Linked DNA regions of Homo sapiens: region 1 is linked to region 2. The links are chromatin contacts, found by Hi-C in ENCODE. All regions are on one chromosome and are shown on one strand. The core of a region is the stretch at or near the end of the contact, and the rest is flanking DNA. Distances in the headings are between cores, read along the strand shown.

Evidence for each region. A loop is a pair of places that touch in the nucleus more often than their neighbours do. Pooled maps may share reads with other maps.
Region 1: a pooled map shows a loop between it and region 2 (4-fold over the local background). The contact joins the enhancer-like site here to the promoter of SNHG5 in region 2. A Hi-C loop is called at or near these places in 4 of 50 pooled maps.

The regions. Positions count from the first base shown.
Region 1 is chr6:89,034,294-89,036,993 of GRCh38, forward strand. No RefSeq gene overlaps it. Among named protein-coding and RNA genes, the nearest start is that of PNRC1-DT, 45 kb to the right of the region's middle. RefSeq lists a cis regulatory region at 1,074-1,908. Within about 2 kb of position 1,303, at least 29 of the 41 ENCODE cell types and tissues checked have a DNase peak (open chromatin) inside an H3K27ac peak, as active enhancers do.
Region 2 is chr6:85,677,295-85,679,994 of GRCh38, forward strand. It overlaps SNHG5 (small nucleolar RNA host gene 5), which reads right to left and starts at 1,439. Exons shown (of 6, transcript NR_003038.2): 1 at 1,400-1,439; 2 at 842-894; 3 at 660-738; 4 at 501-581; 5 at 130-198. It overlaps SNORD50B (small nucleolar RNA, C/D box 50B), which reads right to left and starts at 365; the gene lies at 295-365. SNORD50A (small nucleolar RNA, C/D box 50A) reads right to left here and starts at 74; the gene lies at 1-74. RefSeq lists enhancers at 1,020-1,079, 1,250-1,409.

The DNA of each region.
Region 1 (2,700 bases), core at 53-2,552, 3.4 Mb after region 2:
TTTTTGGCAACATGCCAATCTGACCAGGTGTGGTGGCTCACACCTGTAATCCCAGTACTTGAATCACTTGAACCTGGGAGGCAGAGTTTGTGGTGAGCCCAGAATGTGCCACTGCACTCCAGCGTGGACAACAGAAAAAGACTGCCTCAAAAAAAAAAAAAAAAATATATATATATATGAGTGGCATGATCAGACTGTTGTTTAAGAAAGATAATGGCAGCAGAATTTTGGAGGTAAATGACAGAGAAGTAAATTGAACGACAGGGAGACCTGCTGTGAGGTTATTATAAAGATGCCAATAAGACATGATGGAAGCCGGAACTAAAGCCTCGGGGAGGGCATAGAGAGGAGGGCCAGACTGCAGAGACACAGAGAGGTTGAGTCTACTGGATCTTGCTGACACTCTTAGCTTGGGCAATGAGGGAAGTCAAGAGGGAAGCGTTAAGAATGACTCAAGTTTCTGGCAAGGGCAACTGGGTGTCTGTAATGAAGAAGAGAAATAGACATTTCATGTATTAGGCTGTAAGAGAAGCCCTCTGTTTTGACTGATGACGTAAATGAGGGCTTTCCACTTTCTGAAAAACTGAACTCTTCTGATGCAATGAGACAACCTCCACATCATAGTCAGCCATGGTCCGTTGGGTTCAACTCAGTCCCAATGCCCTGACACCCTCGTTACCTGATCTGATCCTACTGCCCCAACCTAATGGAACTGAAAACAGTGGTGTCAACAAACTAAACTGCCCACCAACTGTGACATATTCAAAGCCTGCATAAGCTTGCTCTGTGAATGGAGAACACATTCTAAAAGGATCCCAAAAGAAAATAAAGCCTTTTCTGTCTTCCCAGGGAGGTTTTAGGCTAAGGAAACAAAATAAACACCACACGAAATAGTGGGCAAAGGTACAAGAGAGTTTAAGGTTAAATGCTAAATTATGAAGCAAATTCCAATCAGAGGACAGTGATGGTATTGTTACTCTAGAACAGCCAGGAAAGATAATCATCTGTGTTGACCATCTACTGCCAAACCACCATCCGTAAGTCACACAGTTGGTAAGTGGCAGAGCCAGTGCGTGAAGTTGGGAGAGACTGTCTCAGATCTTCAGGAAGGCGAAATGTGAGCTGAGACAGGAAGGTGCCCGGTGTCCAGCCTGGATGGGCTGGGAGTGCAGCTGGGAGCTTGGAGCATCCTGGGAGGAGAAGCAGAGCAACAGGACTGGCACGTGATATTAATCATCCCGGAATGGAGGCCTTCTGACTGGAGACTTGCAGTGTACCTACCACTGCTGGGTGTTTTCAGCATTTCAGTTTGGCAATAAACATAAAAAGTCTAGTAACACAGGCGTAAGCCTGGAATGTTCAGTGACTGGTCACTGTCAGGAATAATTATTACAAAAGAGCAGCTGAGAAGACATGACTCAGCACGCCCCACCTCAGAACACTCCGGTCCCACCTAAGGGCTTTCCAAAGTCCGCAGGAACCAGGCCAGCTGAGTATTCACATAGCCGCTCTGTTCAAGTCACACTCCAGATCCGTAGTGTTATTGGTGAGAACAATGACTAACTAGCAGGATGATTTACATGCATGCGAGTTCCAACTTGGCCTTTTTCCTGTCAGCAAAATTTACTACTATCTTCTAGCTGTCTTCCTACGTCAGGACTAAAAATGGTTACACTCCTAGCAGTAGAGCATATCCAGCCAACTGACAAGCAAAGAAAGATTAAGGACAAGTACATAGACAACATGGGGTGGACTTTATCAGAAAGGACAAGGCAGATACAGTGCTGGCCAAGGAGTGTTGCAAGTAAGGAATTTCCTGGAGCCTTATGCAAACTCCAGTAATCCCAGGCAATGATGCAGTTTCACTTCTGTTTCATATTAACGAGTACTAGAAACACATAATGAGTGACCTAGTTCTTTTCCAGTGGATTTTCCTTTTATTAGAACTATGCTCTGGTAGGTTACTTAATTATTTAAAAACATCAACACTGAGCACTATTTTAAGCTAGACCTTGACTTTAAATTTCAAATATGTCATTATAGTATTTAATAAATATAAATTCAGTTTTTTAAACAGTTTTTGTGGTTTTTTACATTCCATGAAATTCACCCATTTGAAGTGCACAATCAAAAATTTTAAGTACATTCACAGAGTTGCACAATCATCACCACAATAAGAATTCATTTTTGAGCTTTTTATTTCAGTTTTTCAATAGATGATAATTTCAAGAGGAAATGATAGGCCACAAAAAGTCTGTAACTGGGGGATGAAGCAAGATGGCAGAATAAAAGTCCCCACCACTTATCCCCTGCCGCAGGAAGACCAAATTTAATAACTATCTGCATAAAAAAGCACCATCATTGGCCGGGCACGGTGGCTTGTGCCTGTAATCTCAGCACTTTGGGAGGCCAAGGCGGGCGGATCACAAGGTCAGGAGATCGAGATCATCCTGGCTAACATGGTGAAACCCCGTTTCTACTAAAAAATACAAAAAATTAGCCGGGCGTGGTGGCAGGCACCTGTAGCCCCAGCTACTTGGGAGGCTGAGGCAGGAGAATGGCATGAACCTGAGAGGCGGAGCTTGCAGTGAGTCGAGATCATGCCACTGCACTCCAGCCTGGGCAAAAACACCGTCATAACCAAAAATCAGGTGAGCACTCACAGTACCTGGCTTTAACTTCATCTCACTGAAAGAGGCA
Region 2 (2,700 bases), core at 189-2,688:
TCTCAGAAGCCAGATCCGTAAAAGTTTTTTTTTTTCAACAGAAGTTCAGGTTCGGGATAAGATCATCACAGATAAGACCAAGGACACAATATTCACTGATCTCTAAGCAAACAGAAAAACTCCACTTACAGAAATCGTTGCAACTTTGGAACTTCCAAGACAATCTGGCCTCTATCAATGGGCAGACAGCGACCCTCACTGTTGGCAGAAAAAAAAAAAACCCAGGATTTTATAACACAACTGTTATAAAATCACGGCAACAAAATTTACTCCACCTCTGAATTACTGGTCTTAATCTCAGAAGCCGAATCCGTACTTATTTTTCTTCAGGTTATCAGCTTCGGGATAGGTTTCATCATTGATTAGACCAATCAGACCTTGTATATGTACACATAATACATTAAACTGCACTTCTGTGACACTGACTACAAACCAAGGTAATGCTAAAAGGCAAGTATTATAGTACAAATACTACAGAACTTTTAAGCCATACAACCTACTTCAAAATGAAGCTGCTAGTCAGTCACATTCGACATTCATTATCTTCACTGGCTACTCGTCCACACTCAGAACGCTGTTCACTGACAAAAAAAATTTGATTTAGTCTAGGTGTGGATTAAATGCTATGCTCAATCATAAAGTACTAAAACAACACATACCTGTTAAAAGTGTCAGGTTTTAACCAAGCGATTTTCCATTAAATATTCTCCCAGATGTTCTGGAAGTTTTTTCGTGTATCTAACAAAAAAAAGTAAATTTCAAACGATGCAACAGTTCCTATTCCTGTAAATCAACAGGTTTACTCCTTTAGTTTGGAAACTAAGCTTAACTAAGCTCTTACCTTTGCATCTTCAGAGCTGCTCCACTGTGCCACTGAAGACAGCGCCATTGTTCCTGCGGGAAATCGGTATTTAAGCATTCTCGCAGAAATGTCACACTCCAAGGCGTTTTTCCACACAAAACCCTTCCCCTTCATTAATCCGAATTGCACACAACGCCGCCTTCGAACAGCTCAGTTTCAATACAGGGTCGAGGCTTCCCATTTTAAAACAACGCCGACGGAAGGCCTTCGCCATTTTAGTAAAGGCCCTTTGCTGTTAAAACTAACCCTCCGCCCCAATTAAGGTGGTTTTTCCGCCGCCGCTCAGGCACATGCCGGAGGCCAGCAAGTTCGGCGCCCGTGGCCGATCAGCGGTTCCTCACGCCAAAACTCGGAGCCTGTGGCCGTCACGACTCAACCTCAGTACATGTGGCAGTCCGGCCGCACGTTTCCCACGTGCAAGCTTTCAACTCTCAGCACTCTAAACTCTTCACTAAGATGTCTTCACAGGATTAAAGCTCTTAACTCGGCCTGCGCCACCATCTTTTGCTCGGATACTAGCCCGCAATACCCACTCACCTACCACCCGCCCAGACGCTCGCGAAGGCCGACGTAAAAGACCGAAGTGCGCAGCCAGTAGCTCCTTATATAGCCTCCCGGAGTCAGAACGAGGCCGTCCCGCCCTCTCGCACCTATTGGACATGGAAGTAGACAGGGGTGTGGTCGCGAATTAGCGGGAGCGCGCGCGGTGGCTCTTCTGAGGCCCGTTCCGCGTTGTGGAGCGCGCCGCAGGCCGGCCGCGCGCCCGGCCATTTCCCGGCGCGCGCCCGCAGGCGCACTGCGAAGCGTCTCTTACGAGTCTGGCGGCCGACTTGGCCCTACGTGGCGCGGGTGTGGCGCCAGAATTCAAACAGCTGCAGTTGGAAACGACGCTTTCGCCTGCCACGAGCCAAGTCCGTCCAGGACAGATTGGGTCCGAGAGTGGACACAAGTTTTGCAGCGCAGGGCGGCCTCAGCTTAGGACCGATTCGAGAAGCTGGGCTGGCTGGCTGGCTGGCGCTGGGCTGTAGTGGGCCCCCAGCGGAGGCCGCCGGAGGAGCGGGCGAGCCCTGGCCGCAGCACTCCGGGAAAGGGCAGTTGGCTGGCAGAAACGCTTGGGTGAAAAAGCGGAAAGCGCCACGTGAGAACAGCCCCGGCGTGCGGCCCTGCAGGGCCTCAGGGCGGGCATCAAGGCCCCATGGGGATCCATTCCTCCTCACGCTTCCTCGTGCCAGGCATCCGGTTACACTAAACGTGACCATACAAGTCTCCCTCAAACAGCGAACGTGAGGTTCAATACTCCATTTCGCAGAGGAGAAAACTGAGGCTTAAAACAGCCAGGTAATTTGCCTAAGGTCACACAGCTGAAATGCTTTGCTAATTTTTAACTTCTTTGTACTCAATTAGTTATATTGAAAACGAGAGAAAGATTAATTTGAGAAGTATCCCTGAATACTTTATCCAGACGACAAACACAAAATTCAAAAGCAGTGCTTTGATTAATTAGCATGTTCGAGTGAATATGTCTGCGTGTGTGTGTGTGCACACGACATTTGAACATTTCAGTATTTGAAAATTCAGGTCGTTCTTCACTTCTATATTTCAAAGCACTACTTATTAAAGTTGTTTATGTGTGCATTTGATTACGGTCCGATTCTGCTAGAGTGTGGGAGCAACACATCTGATTTCGTGCTCTGCTGTTTATTTTTTCTTAGAACAGTGCCTAGCATTAAGTAGGTTGTCGGTAATGGTTAAATGAATGAATGAATGAACAAATACATTCGGTGGCTTTTTAGAAAATTAGAATGAAGATCAAACTTCACATTCAAAGATAGTAGTGA